3 separate regions of the Mus musculus genome follow, and all the other regions are linked to region 1. A link is a contact called in ENCODE Hi-C or POLR2A ChIA-PET data. All regions are on one chromosome and are shown on one strand. Each heading gives the region's core, a stretch centred on a gene start or an enhancer-like site at or near the end of the contact. The rest is flanking DNA. Distances are from core to core; before and after follow the strand shown.

Region 1 (4,883 bases), core at 1,541-4,040:
ATGACCCTCCTCCTAGCAGCTGTCTGTATTTACAACTCCCCTGCCTTGTTTCTCTCTCAAACTAGTAAAATGGCCCTTCGGCTTAACACACAAACAAAACAATTAAAAAAACAAGCAAACAAAAAATAGTGGGGCAGTGGTGGTGTGTGCCTTTAATCCCAGCACTTGGGAGGCAGAGGCAGGCAGATCTCTGAGTTCAAAGCCAGCCGGGTCTACAGAGTGAGTTCCAGGACAGCCAGGGCTACACAGAGAAACCCTGTCTCCGGGGGGAAAAAAAAAAGAAAGAAAAGAAAGAAAGAATCAAAAGAAAACCAAAAAACCAACACACATGTCTGTTGCTATACAAAGAGAAACTTTAAGTTGGAAGTGGTTATTAAATCATCTGGATTTCAAATACTAAATAACTTTAACAAAATCTAGGAGTTGGGTGGAAGGAAACACACAGGCCATGCAGTGGCCATGCCTTAGCTAAGGTTCCCGGCCATAGCATCACAGGGCCCCATAAACCATTCCCACTCCTCACAGGAAAGGTCAGGATCTTTGGTTGAGATGGCAGTTATTGTAGGCTGAAGTCTTCACAATACTATGACCCCTCCTCCCAATTGTTTTTCCTTGAATACTCCCAATTTTTTTAATGCTCATGATCTCTCTCTCTCTCTCTCTCTTTTTTTTTTTTTTTGTTTGCTTTTTGAGACAGGGTTTCTCTGTGTAGCCTTGGCTGTCCTGGAACTCACTTTGTAGACCAGGCTGGTCTCGAACTCCGAAATCTGCCTGCCTCTGCTTCCTGACTGCTGGGATTAAAGGCGTGTGCCACCACGCCTGGCTATGCTGATAATCTTTAAACAAGAGACTAGTGTCACAGATCTCCAGAAGTCAGGCTACATTAACTGTGTGCTGAGTGAATTCCAAAAGTTATTATACTTGTTGCTAGAAGAGGGCCTCTTTGGAAAGTAGTCAAGTCAAGTCTGAGGGGGATGTTAGTCCAAGTGACTGATCCTCAGGAAACACTGCTTTACCCAGTAGCACAGCTGAGACATAGTAAAATGCAGTGCCCGCATCAGTCAGGCAAGCCAAGGGGTTCTTCTCAAAGGAAGAAACTCATTAAACAAAGCCACTGAGGAACGTTATCAGTGAGCCCCTCCACATATATCCACACGGAGGTTGGCCCATTTGTAATCACACTTTTATCCCCACACTGACTTCTGAGCATGCTCAGTTTAAATCATTGATGAAGGTACTAGGCACATTTTTTAGGTTATGGGGTACACGTTTCTGATATTGAGAGGGATGAACAGGGCCGCTTCTAGGCATGTTCAACTTACACCAGAAAGTCTTAGCTGAAAACAAAGGAAAGGGCACTTTGAAGGTGCGTTAGTGCAGGAGTTTGACTTTGGTGTCTGCCTGCTTAGTGTCTAGTTGGTGTGTGGGCTTCACTTGTCCATTTTTGTTCACCGTCTCAGATCCTGAAGTGTCAAAATGAATTCTACCTGCAAAGCTGTAAGTAACCTGCCTAATCTGTAATATACACACATTGTCCAGTTTCGCTTTTGGCTGTACTGCAGACTGAACCTAGAACGGTCATGCTAGGCAAATTCCCTACATCCATGCATTATCAAAATTTAAAATATGTACTGTTGTACTTCACCATTTCCTGGTCTCCAGGTTACTGTAAGCACACGGAGTTTGGGAGGTTTGTGGAGGGGGGGGTTATTTGTTTATTTATCTATTTTGAGACAGGGCCTTGCTATGTAGTCTAGGCTACCACCATAAGATGATCCTCCTGCCTCAGCCTCTGGAGTTGGGAATGAGGACGTGACAGTCACACCTACTTGGCTACTAGTCTTAAAACTCACACTTATAATGTGTACTGAGTTTTCACTGAAACAACAATAACAAAATCTTAGCGCTATGGGAGAAACGTGACATATTTTATTTTTCAGAGATAGGGTTTCACTATGTAGCCCTGGCTGGCTTGGAACTTGCAGTGTAGACCAGGGTGTTCTTCAACTCTCAGAGATCCTCCTGGCTGCAGAGTGATGGTATTAATGTTGTTTGCCACTATGCCATGATCCCCACCCAACTTTTTTTTTTTTTCTGAAAATGATGCAGTTTTAATATACCATTCTGCAGAAAGGGACACAAAGAAAAGGCAAAAAATTACTGTCGAGTTGATTTTGCCCTGAAATTCCTGCCTCTTTCTCCCATAGGCTAGACATTATAAAATTCACAATCTAGCATATTCCCCTCTCAAATTCTCTATCCTTTTTATTTAGGAGGAAAAACCTTATTTAATGAATTAATTTGAGGCTTGAGAGTGCCCCTTTCGCTGATTGTGGGCCAACCCATATTGTTGATTGCCTAAAACTTCTCTTTATTTATTTATTTTTTAATTATTCACTTTACCTCCCCGCTCCCGGTCAGCCCCTCCCACAATCCTTCCCCCATCCCCATCCCCTTCTCCGTCTCTGAGATGGTGGGGACCCCCCTGGGTACCTCGCTACTTCAAGTCTCGGCGAGGCTAGGCGCTTCCTCTCTACTGACAGCCAACAATATATTTCAGAACTTTGGGAGAAGAATCAAGTCGGTTTCTCTTTTGGGTCAGTGACAGTGTTTAGGGTTAGATGGCATTTGTGCAGTTGCAACCACAGCAGCCCTTGTCCTTCTAAAGGAGGTGGGTGCAGCGCGGCTGGGAGCCGCTAGGGTCCGCCCGCGCCCGCGCAGCCCTCAAGCGCCGCTCTGTACGTCGCCGGCGTACGGCGCTAGCTGCGGCCGCGGCGGGAGGCTGCGGCGCAGTGCATCCTGGGTTGGCGTAGCCATGGCGTCTCGTGTCCTCTGCGCCTGTGTCCGCCGCCTGCCCGCGGCCTTCGCGCCGCTGCCCCGGCTTCCCACGTTGGCCTTGGCGCGGCCGCTCAGCACCACCCTATGCCCTGAGGGAATCCGGAGGAGACCCGGGGCTCTGCAGTCCGCCTTGGCGCTCGCGCAGGTGACTTGCGGTGACTTTGCCGGGGCTAGTCAGGGGTCAGGGCCCCGGGCCGTCCGGGTTGGGGGAGGGGCTGCACAGAACCTGCAGGGGTGATGGGGTACACGGCTAGCCCCACTGCCTGACGGGTTTTGGTTGACCCCTGTCGCGAAGCTAAGTGTCTTATGATTAGAGCACAGGACTTTGACCCAGTCTTTTTTTTTTTTTTTTTTTTTTTTTTTTGGTTTTTCGAGACTCTGTATAGCCCTGGCTATCCTGGAACTCACTTTGTAGACCAGGCTGGCCTTGAACTCAGAAATCCTCCTGCCTCTGCCTCTCGAGTGCTGGGATTAAAGGCGTGCGCCACCATGCCCGGCTTTTGACCCAGTCTTGACTGAAGAACAAAATTGGACACCAGCTCTCATCCTTGCGGAGTGGCAATGAAGTTTAGGTGAGAGTTCGAGTAGAGCACCTACTGCGATTGGCAATTACCGTGGTCACTTCCAAGGACGTACACAAGAGGAAAGCCACTTGCCCATAATAGTCCTCTGCAGAGTATTCTCTAGGTTCCCAGAGTTCTATTGTAATTTCCCCCCTGTGGCACCTTTTGTCTGTGAACTTTCTGGAAGTAAGGATAGGAAACAAGTCCTGTGTAGTTTGCATATTTGATGAAACCAGTGTGGGGCTTAAACTCTGTGAGGATGTCACTTTCAACCCTAACTAGCCCTCTTCCCGCTCCCCTTCTGACTCTTTCCGCTGGTATCAAGCCCTGGCATGGCGTTTTAAGTTCCAGTGTGCATGCAAGGTTAGGAAGTACTGTAGTAGACTTTGGGCCAAGTTGAAGAACCGATTCTCATACTCAGTGACCTTCCTGAAGTAGTGGTTTCAGTCACACCTGCACGCTACAAGAAGAGCTAAGGTTCTACATCCTGTGTTGAGATTCACCGACAGTGTAATAGATAGGCAGGCCATTGTCCCATTGGCTAGACCAAAAGGTTGTCATTATAAAAGTGTTAAAAGGGCAGTAAAGGGGGCTGGTGAGATGGCTCAGTGGGTAAGAGCACCCGACTGCTCTTCCGAAGGTCCAGAGTTCAAATCCCAGCAACCACATGGTGGCTCACAACCATCTGTAACGAGATATTTCGCCCTCTTCTGGTGTGTCTGAAGACAGCTACAGTGTACTTACATGTAATAAATAAATCTTTAAAAAAAAAAAAAGGGCAGTAAAGCTGCTGTGCCTTAGGATCTAGAGACCAATTTCAGATTAAGCTAAAATGTTACTTCTCAAACTTAAGTTGTGCATAAAGTATTTTTGTGGGCTTTCTAGATGGGGTCCTGGGACCATGCTTTGAACAGGTGGTGTGCTCTCTGTCTGCTTTATACAGATAGTAGAGGAACTGCTTTATGCTTACAGAATGGTTTTGGTTACGGTCATTCACAGATGTGGAGACACAGTTGTTTGCAAAACATTTTAGATTTGTTATTGGACTGTGGATGTCCTCTGCACAGCCAGAAAGCAGATGGTAAGCAAGCTTTGTTAAAGGGTTTTCTCTGACTCACCCAGCTTAGATGAGTGAAATCAGTTGGCTTGGAAGTTTCCAGAATATGGAGAGTAGAACAAGGGAGAGTTTTGAAGAGGCGAGGGTTTATGTCAAACAGCTGTGTTTGAGGTGCTTCATTTCCAGAGGTTTGCAGTGAGCAGGTGACAGACATGGCCTTTAAAGCTTTTTTCATAAACAGAAGACAAAGGGGAGCAAGATAGACTCTGATGGTAACTCATCAGGATCAGGCCAGCTTACAGTCACTGCACATAGTGCCATCTTTGGTGCTTAGAGACGATTTATGTCACATGTGAGTCTGGGGAAGAACGCTGCTGAGACAACCTGTTTTGACCACAGGGAAGGTGCTTTTCTTTTTTTTTTTT
Region 2 (4,883 bases), core at 1,509-4,008, 58 kb before region 1:
AAGTGACAACACCTGTGTACCAAGGGGCCAGGAATTGACGGCTCTGGCCTACAGTGACCGAGGACTCTCCCAGTGCCCCAGAGGCCACTGCTATCCACCACAGGCCACCGTGGTGGTTCTGCCTATCGCCAGGCTTTCTACTGGCCTAGTTCTCCCTTCAGCACTCAGCAGGACTTCCAATGCTCCATGGAAAGTCAGGCAGGGATTGTATTAAACCCAGGTTCAGATCTGAAATTCTGAATTCCTAACAAGCTCTCAGGTGTTGATGGTTTGGATCTGTGCATACTTTTAGTAAGCACCAAGGGCCAGGAGGAAAAGTTCAGGGACTTTTTGATCCCTTCCCTGGACCAACAAGTCAAGTTACAGGAATCCAACAGCCTACGCCAGACTGATATATGAAAAGCAGGGTTTCATGTGGGACAGCCTGTCCACTAAAACAGCCTTTCTATAAGGTAGAAAGATTCACATGGCAAAGTCAACTGGGTGAGAAGCCTCAGAAAGCCCTGCTGAGGCCCAGGAGCCAAGGCCATTGCCAACTTACATGATGCACCCAATGGACCACACATCCACCTCAAAACTGTGTCCCTTCTTGCTCAGCACCTCAGGAGCTATGTAGTTAGGAGTGCCACACAAGGTCTTCTTTCGTTCCCCTTCATATTCCACTTTGGTTGCCAAGCCAAAATCCCCTGGGACAGAGGAAAGAAGAGAGGGTGCTCAGCTGCTAAGCCCGGGCTGTCTGTGGTTGCAGGCAGCTCTGTTTTGATCCTGAGCATTGAGAACTAGTGGCTTGAGGCCCCAGAGTCCCTGAACCCTTCCACTGTACTGGCCCTAGCCAGCCTCCCACACACCTCTTTAGATAGCAGGGTTACGGTGGTTAAGGTGGCTCAGGAGGTAAAGGGGCTTGCTGCCAAGACTGATAACATGATCTACGTCGATCCTGGGACCCACACAGTGGAAAGAAAGAACTGACTCCTTGAAGTTAGCCTGTCTCCATTCATAAGTAAATGAAATTTAAAATGCACAGGATAGCAGAATTAGATGCACTGGGGAATCAAGTAGATGATCTTCGTGACTGCTGCTGGGCAAGTGTGTGGAGAAGTGACAGGGATCTAGGGACTGGCCAATCAGACTCAAGGGGGCAGGTTTTTCAGCTTAGTAAAGAGACACCTGAGGAGATGCTGCCTGCCATACTCTACAGCGTAAGTCCAGACCTGAAATTGGCTGAGGGTCTGGCTCAGTGCTAGGTTATAGAGAAGCATTTGGGGGAGGGGCCCCAAGTTCAAAACTACTGAGTTGAGGCATAAACACCAATGCATCTAAAAAAAAGGCAAGGAAAGTGTCACACACACACAAACACACACACACACACACACACACACACACACACTTTCCACTTCCTAACTAGAGGGCAGCATCTCTATTTCCTCACCTTCCCCTCCTTGTCCCCTCCTGCCCTGACACCAGACACCCGAAGGCCCAGCACCTCACCTATTTTCACCTCCAGATCCTCGTTCAGGAAGAGGTTGCCCAGCTTGAGGTCCCTGTGAATGACCTGATTGCGGTGCAGGTACTGGCAGCCCAGGACTATCTGTCGCAGGTAGTAGCGGGCCTCAGGCTCGGTCAGTGCCTTCCTCCTCTTGTGCAGCTCCAGGAGGGACTGAGGAGGGAGAAAGAGGTCACTGAAGTCCAAGAAGAGTGGCTAGCTGGATGTGGCTAGGACTAGACGCTCGGAGTGGAGAGTCTTAGCAGGTTTCTGATAGTTCTACCCATACACTGGTTGGTCACTATCATTCACCAGACCCTCTCCTGAGTCTTCTCTCAACCCCACTCTCGACTCCCCTACCCAGGGCTTCCTCCTGGCAGGAGATTCCCTCCCTTTCCTGAAAGCTCTAAAATCTGACTCCAAACAGCCGCCCCCTCCCCCGACCCTGCCCCACTCCGGAAGTTAGAGGTGCGTGGCACACCAAGCCTGGGACCCTTCCTTAGCCACTTTATGAATCCATTTCCTGTACCGACTCGCTGCCTTGCGTCTGGGAGCTCCATCCCTAATAGCAACAGGATCTGGTCTCGGTTTCCCCAGAACCCCGGCCTCAGCAGTTCGGAGTGCCAAGTACCCTCGCTAGAAGCCTTTCCATAAAAGTTTGAAACCCAACCACTCCTCTAGGTCACTCCAAAACCTCGGTGCCCCTTTGTCAGCAAGTTCCAGGTGTGGGAGCCCCAGCACTGCGACTGAAACACTCACCCTCCTGCGACAGAGCTCCAAAACTACAAATACAAAGTCGCTGTCCTCAAAAAAGTCATGGAAGCCTACGACGTGTTGGTGTGCTAGGCTGCGGTGAATTGAGATCTCCATAGACATCTTCTCCTTCTGGTGGGGCTTGAGCAGCAAAGACTTAGGCACGATCTTGCCTGCGAACACCTCTTTTGTGTCTGCGTCTGAGATCTCGAAGCATTTGGCGAAGCCTCCTTTACCCAGAAAGCGCCCCCGTACATACTGCCGCCGGCTGCGTGGGTCCACTAGGACCTCCGGAATTTCTTTCGCCAGCGGGGCGGCCACTGGGGCACCGGGAACTGCATCTCCCGGAACCCCACCTTTCCCGAGGTCGGCTGGTGCTCGAGCCAGCTTTCCAGCTTTGGCCGCTGCATTCATGATGCCGAAGTTGCTCCACGAACCTGGCTGAGTCGGTGCAGAGGGTCCTGCTCTGCTCCGCTCCTCCCCGAATTCAAACGCGGCGCTGGGAACGTTACAAGGGCCTGCGCGTTGCTGATTGGCCGCGGGGATTTAAAATACAAACCCGCCCAGCGCGCGGCACCATGGGAGTGCTCTACGGCGCAGCCGCCTTTAAACTCCGATCTTGCCGGCGAAATTTTTAATGGGCAGGGACTGGAGGACTGCGTTTGCTCAGGATTGCCTGGGAAACCAGGAACGAAGCAACTACGTGAAGATCCCTAGAAGAACAGGATTCTGTCCTGCTTTCTGCTCCTCGGCTGGGGCGTGCTCATGTGGTTCACCTGCGCCTCCTCCAGGGGCTTCTCCTAACTGTTAAGATCTAACACCTTCCTCCACCGGACCCGGCCTTCTAGAACTGAAACTCCAGGCCAACCGGTAGCTTGAGAGTGCACCGCCTCCGCGGTGGACAGCCCTCTCCCCGGCTAGCCTAAATAAACCCAAAACTGAGCAAGCTCAGCAGGCAGATGCACCTTCACGGCGCAACGGACCGATCTCCTCTGTGGCACTAGGGGCTCCCAGCCCCTGAGAAGTAACTCAACCCTTCTCTTGAACAACGCAGGAGGCCAGCAGCATCTGCAGCACCTGGAATTCCCTAAGAAGGCAAAGGAGGGGCGTGGGTTCAGGATTACAAGTTAGCCGAGATCAGCCTCAGCTACCGCTCCACTAACCCCAAAGGAAAGAAACTTCCCAGGCATGACCTGCCGGTCAAACAAGACCTTCAGATGATTCCTATGCCCTGTGATATGTAAGAAACACCGGACGTCTGCCCCGCGATGCAAGGTTACCTGGGTTGTTCCAAGTTGTGTGGCCCAGAGCCCCAAATAGAAAAAATTAATTTTTTAGTCAGAGGTGGGGGGGTAGCTGGTTAGAAGAGTGCTAGCATGCCGGTATACCAAGGCCAAGTCTGCCCTGCCGAAGTGTCCGTTCAGCCTTCACTTAGGAAAAAAAAAAAATGAGCCGGGGCGTAATGGCACACACCTTTAATCCCAGCACTGGGGAGGCAGGCGGATTTCTGAGTTCAAGGCCAGCCTGGTCTACAAAGTGAGTTCCAGGACAGCCAGAGCTATACAGAGAAACCCTGTCTCGAAAAAAAAAAAAAAATGGATTTACAACATGTAAAAAGAGTGGCCACACAGAGCAGGCGTGTGGCTTTTCATAGAAAAAAACGGCCAGCTCTGGTCACTGTTCCCAGACACCCTCTTTGCCCCCCTGCCTATCTGGGCACTTAAGTGATACCTTCCGTTAGAAGCTGTTGTTGCTCTAGTTCCCCCAGGAGGGTCTTAGCAAGATCCAATTGCTGGATTGAGCAAAAAATGGCAGTGCTGCTGTCTTTCCCAGTCTCTGGGTAACGATTGTACTTTCTGAATAAGGCAGAGCTTTGTCTCCAAAAACTTAAGCTTGCCAGGAGTGGGCATGCACCCTCAATCCCAGTGCTGGGGAAAACAGGCAGGCAGGCCTCTGAATTCTAGGCTAGACGCGCACACACATGCGCACACGCTTCTGCGTGTCAGAGAACATGCAGGAGAGTCAGTTTTGCAGGAGAGTCAGTTTTCTCCTTCTACCATGCAGGTTAGGTATATGGGTCTCAGGGACTACACTCACGTCATCCAGCCATGTGGCAACAGCCTTTTTATGCTCTGTGCTACTGCAGCTTCTGGGTTCATATGTTTGCTGATAGCTCATATTATCCAACTGATAGACACTGCCTCAAACAAGGTGGAATGAGAGAGAGGGCCTGTCTCTAAGGAGGTCCTCTGATCTCTATGTGATTGCCTGTGCTCACAGGCACAAACATGAACACACACACACAACTTAAAAGATGATACTGTTCAGTTGTAGAGCAATCAGCTGGCATGCAGGAGATCTTTGGTTCTGTAAAAAGGTTAAGTTAGAATCCAGCCTATGGCAGGCATCCTACTAGGACACTGTGAGAGCCGAGCTGGCAGACCTGGTGGTGACCTAGCCTTTCACATGGAAAGTGAATCTACATGACAGGGGTGCCACATCCTGCCCCAGCCCCACCCCAGGAGCCCACAGGGTAGGTCCCCAGAGCCCACTCAGTGGAATTGTCCTCTACTTCCACACTTGCAGTCACTCATGCACAGTCCAAATAAAGGTGATAACTTTTTTTGAGACAGAGATCCATCTGCCT
Region 3 (4,883 bases), core at 1,338-3,837, 35 kb after region 1:
GTGCAGGCTTCTTATCTACTACCAAGAGTAAGACTCTAGCTTCAATCCTCTGTACTGTACACACACACACACACACACACACACACACACACACAATAAACAGGCATGATGGCACATGACCATAAACTCAGACCTAGGGAGTTAGAGACAAGAGGATTGTTAAAAATTCCAGGCCAGCCATTCTCCAAATCATGTTTCAGGCCAGTCAGGGATAAAGAGTAAAACCCTGTGCCTCAAAAAACAAGCACACAAAAATGAGCAGGAGAGATAATACAAAAACTCAGACTCCTTCATGAAGAAGGACCACTATTAATACAAAACAAAACAAGTGTCAGTATCATTTGCTTCAGCTTGGTTTGACTTCCTGAAATGGTCAGTTTTAGGGGAACCTCTAAAATCTGTCCACTTCCATACCTTTCCAGAATTGGATTTTCTGAACTTGACAAGACACACAGACACAGAAATCAAATGGGAGCAGTTAGAAGGAACAAGGGCTTAATTCCAATACTGGTCATATTCTCTGGCACTACTAAGAGAAACCCACTTGTGACTTCCTTTGCTAACTCGCTAGAGTCTCCCTTTACAAAGGCCTTATCCTAACGCGGGAAGTCTAAGCACACTGACCCACCAGATGACAAAGATGCATATTTCAGGTAGCTGTCAACTCCACTCTGCTGCACCCAACTGCTCCATACATTTCCATCATGGGCCCTGTCCAGAAAGGAGCTTATTCTAGGGAGACTGTAACCAGTCTCTACATTCCCAGGACCACAAGCAGATGCCGAATGGTCTCACCTTCTGCCTGCAGAGGGGCTCCTTCTTGTTTTCTTCAGCCTTTGCATCCTGCTGGGCAGCATCTTTCGGGGTGTTTACTGCTAAAACATCATTTATAGTAGAACCAACCACCATGATCTTGGCCCCACTGGTCACTTTTATTTCTCTCAAAGTCTTGTCTTCAGGAACAAGTCCTTTATACATGACCTTCTGCATGGCAGGTGGGAGACCTTGACAAAAAGTGGAAAGGAATAAGCAGGAAATGCGTGGACCATCCCCCTTCTATAACAAAACAGGAAGTGAATACTGGTCCATCAACTATCAGCTTTGTGAACTTGAAGGAGTTCAGAACACCAGGACTATTTGATTGGTAAAACTTGGTCCTTCTACATGAATGTAAGGTATTTAGAATTGTTTGATGTCTAGGTATCATTGTTTCCAAGTTATAACTCTATCTTCTATCCACTTAAATACTGAAAATTCCCAAGTGTAGGAGATACAGAAAGCCAATAAGCTTTTTACCCGATACATGGAGAAAGCTTTAAGGAAAGTATTTCAAGTAGCAAACCAAAACAAATAAAACGGCCATGTATGAATATTTATAAAGGGCCATTAGGACAGTTGATAACACTGTTTCATGAACTTCCCTTATGAAACTGATCTGTCTGCTGAAAATAAATCCGTGGCTAAATACTGGACCTGTTCAGAATCTCCTGTAAAGTTCATAAATACCGCGCCTAGCAATGACAGTCCAACATTAGTTAGAAGGGTGAGCCTTAATACTCAAGATTCAGGCTTGCATCTCACTCCACCACTTGGTGGTACCACTATCATTCTGGGCCTAATTTTCCCTCTCTGATTACTAATGGACATACAAGTACTGATTTCAGAAAACTGCAGTGAGGATAGCGGGAGTCTAGGCGCAAGAAAATCGCTAACAGTTTAGCACGACGTAAGCATCAAGAGCTAGAAGGTAGGTCGTGGGTAGAAGCAGTCGGGTGTCAGCTCCTCGAATACCTGTAATGGAGTGAATCTTCTGCTTTAGCTCGGACCCCGTGCTGTCCAGAGGGACCTTCACGTCGTGTTTGGTCTTGTTCCAGATTATCTTCAGATCCACCAGCTCCTTGCCCACACCGCCGCCCGCGTCCTCGCCGTTGCTGACCGAGGCCTGGGCCGCAGGGTCCCCAGGGGGCTGGGCCGGGGCCGGCTGCAGGTTGCCTCGCGCGTCGCAGGAGTCCTCCGCCGCTGCCCCTACGGCTGCTTCGGCCTCCACGCAGTTGAGGGGCCGTGCGGGCGCCTCGGTGGCCACAGCCTCGGCCTCCGTGTCCATGCCTGGCTCCTCCATGCCTGCAAAGGGGTTAGGGGGGTGGGTGCTCGCCACGAGCCCGGCCTGCGACGAGAACGGGCCCGGGCACCGTCGTTGCCGCGCCACGCTCCTCCCTCCGGGGCCAGGCCCGGTCCCACGACCCCGGCAGCGTCCGCAAGCTCTTCAGCCGCCGACCGACCGCCTTCCCCGCCACACTCACCATCCGGGGCTCCGGCCGCCGCCATGATGATTGTGTACAACACCCACCACGACCGCAGGGGCCGCCGGGAAGAAGCGAGCTGGCGGAGATTGGCCCCCGCACCAGCCCCTAATTTCACACAGGCTGGCCGGAAACAGGTGGAGGTTTCTATGGAGACCCGCCTCCTCCGCTTCCCGGGCCGGCCCCTGCCACGCTTTAGCATTCCCGCAGCCGGAGGGGGCGGGTCTGGGAGATCGCCTGCTCGCAGCGCTCGGTCCCCGAGCGGCGGCGCATCGCCGCCCTAGTCCAGAGGGGCGTGAGCAGCCCAGATAGGCGGCTTACGCCTTTAAGTGGCAGGGCCGCGCTCGCTGTGGCGAAAGTTGATTGGTTGGAGTGATTTTTTTCCCCCCCGCCGAGCGGAAGTGACGCGCGAAGGAGCCCACGTGTGTGTTTCTAGTCCACATGGCGGCGCCCCTCAAGAGGCTTCTGCTGGCCGAGCCGCACGTGGTGGCCCTCGGGCACCGCGTGGGGCGGCGCGAGGCCAGTCTGGGCCCAGATCCCGGGGCCCCGGTGCGAGTGCGCTTCGCTCCCAGCCCCACAGGTAATCCTAACGGACGTGACGCCGCTCGCCGCAGCCCACCTTCCCGTCCCCGCCCCCGAAAGTTCCAGAAACAGTCCCTTCCGGGGTTGTCTGCGCGACCCCGTTTTAAAGAGACGGAGGTGGAGGGCTAGGATTTGAAGTGATTGAGATTGCTAGAAGTTTCCTTGTTGTATTGTCTCTGTCCTTTCTTATTGCACGCTGTGTGCAGAGCGTATAGACTTTATGCCAAGGCCTATGCGCTATAATGCAGTGGTCATTGAAAAGTCAGGGTTCTGGCTTTGAAGAAACCGACAAATCCTAGAGTCATATGTGTCCATTTTGGCAGTGAAGCGGGATAGGGCGCCCTAGAAGGTATTGCTGAAGAGGTAACATTTGAGTTGAGAACAAGTGTCAAGAAGACCCGCTTGAAGCCTAAGAGGAAACGACATGCACAAAAGCCTGAGTTTGCTGGCAGCTTAGCAAGTCAGAAGAAAACAGAGGCCCATGTATATCTTGCTAGGAATTCTGTGTCTCCTCCCTTCCCACAAATTCCCAACCTTTAGTTCAAGCCACCTTCTACCCTGTTCACACTGAGCAACCGTTCATTCTAGGTCTAGGGTCAGCAGGAAAAGATATTTCTGAGTCTCAGCTGCACAGGAAGAACGCATTACCTCCAGGCAGGCAATGTAGATTGTGGAACTTCGATATGTGGTAGAAGCCCTGGTTCATAGTTAACTGTTGTGAATCTGTTTTTAAGACTGATATAAACGAAACTGCTAGGGAGAAAATGAGTGTCTCAAAACCGAGAGAACAAAATCATCTTTCTTTTTGTTAGTCTCAGTGATGTAAAATAGCTTATCAAATGACTGCAAGTATCTAAGTATCACAGTGTCTGTGTTTACCTATGGTCAACATGAACTGGGATACTCACCTTGTTGGAAGAAGCACTTATGCAGGCATCCAAGGCCTGGCATTTTCTGCATCTATATTTTTGTCTTTGCCAATCCCTAGATGTGTTGCTTTGGCAGAATTATTTGCTCTGTTTATGTCCCAATTTTGTGATTTGTCAAGTAGGGCTAATAATAGTGCCTGTCTGACGGGTTTGAGCCAGTACAGCAGAGGCACTTAGCAAGCACTGCCTCTACTACAATTACTGTTTTCATTTCTTTGCTGACTGGCAGGAAAAGCCCAAATGGGAAAGAGTTGACAAGCAGTGTAGATCACTATGATAGCTAAAATTAATTGAAAGTTTACATTTTTGGGTTTTTGTTTGGTTTTTAACTTGGAAAGAGTTCCCTGTATCACCCGATTGGCCTGGAACTCACTATGAAGACCATGCTGTCCCTAAATGTGCAGCAATCCTCCTGTCTCTGCCTCCCAGGTTTTGGCGTCACAGGTATGAGTCATCAGACCTGGCTTGAAATTCTACTTTGGTCAACATTTAGGTATCCCAGCAACCTCATTATTAAGGATCTAGGTGTTTTTGTTTTGTTGAAACAGGGCCTTGCTGTACCCTTGCTGGCCTGGAACTTGCTGTCTTGTCGAGGCTGTTGTTATAAACTCACACAGATCTGTCTGTTTCTGTCTCTAGAGTGAGGAGATTAAAGGTTCAGTCTACCAGGTCCAGCCTGATTTTCATTTTTAAGCCCACTAACAGATCAGTAAATTGAAACTTGTGAAAACTAAATGAATTTCCAAAGGTTAGCAACTTCTTAATAATGGGCACAATTACTTTTTTTTTTTTTTTTTTTTTTTTGGTTTTTTGAGACAGGGTTTCTCTGTGTACCCTGGCTGTCCTGGAAGTCACTTTGTAGACCAGGCTGGCCTCGAACTCAGAAATCCGCCTGCCTCTGCCTCCGAGTGCTGGGATTAAAGGTGTGCGCCACCACGCCCGGCCACAATTACTTTTTAAAATTTCATGTGTGGTGTATGTTGTGTCTTGTGGTTATGAGGAAGTCACTGAACCTAGTCCTCAACTGATTTACTGAAGCCGGTGAGCTACAGGGATCTGCCCGTCAAGTTGT

What was found. A loop is a pair of places that touch in the nucleus more often than their neighbours do. ChIA-PET counts read pairs that join two places held with the same protein, here RNA polymerase II (POLR2A).
Region 2: a map of T-helper 17 cell shows a loop between it and region 1 (2.3-fold over the local background). The contact joins the promoter of Plk1 here to the promoter of Ndufab1 in region 1. A Hi-C loop is called at or near these places in 2 of 37 maps with a recorded cell type or tissue (CH12.LX and T-helper 17 cell). POLR2A ChIA-PET finds 5 or more read pairs at or near these places in 1 of 5 experiments (embryonic stem cell).
Region 3: a map of gastrocnemius shows a loop between it and region 1 (4-fold over the local background). The contact joins the promoter of Ubfd1 here to the promoter of Ndufab1 in region 1. A Hi-C loop is called at or near these places in 6 of 37 maps with a recorded cell type or tissue (gastrocnemius, heart and left cerebral cortex). POLR2A ChIA-PET finds 5 or more read pairs at or near these places in 4 of 5 experiments (Patski and embryonic stem cell).

What each region holds. Positions count from the first base shown.
Region 1 is chr7:122,099,755-122,104,637 of GRCm38, reverse strand. Ndufab1 (NADH:ubiquinone oxidoreductase subunit AB1) reads left to right here and starts at 2,790. Exons shown (of 5, transcript NM_001360744.1): 1 at 2,790-2,983. The coding sequence starts at 2,816.
Region 2 is chr7:122,157,310-122,162,192 of GRCm38, reverse strand. It overlaps Plk1 (polo like kinase 1), which reads right to left and starts at 2,758. Exons shown (of 10, transcript NM_011121.4): 1 at 2,243-2,758; 2 at 1,489-1,657; 3 at 542-686. The coding sequence starts at 2,650.
Region 3 is chr7:122,064,902-122,069,784 of GRCm38, reverse strand. It overlaps Ubfd1 (ubiquitin family domain containing 1), which reads right to left and starts at 2,587. Exons shown (of 7, transcript NM_138589.2): 1 at 2,301-2,587; 2 at 1,792-2,121; 3 at 796-1,004. The coding sequence starts at 2,502. Ears2 (glutamyl-tRNA synthetase 2, mitochondrial) reads left to right here and starts at 2,699. Exons shown (of 9, transcript NM_026140.3): 1 at 2,699-2,880. The coding sequence starts at 2,742.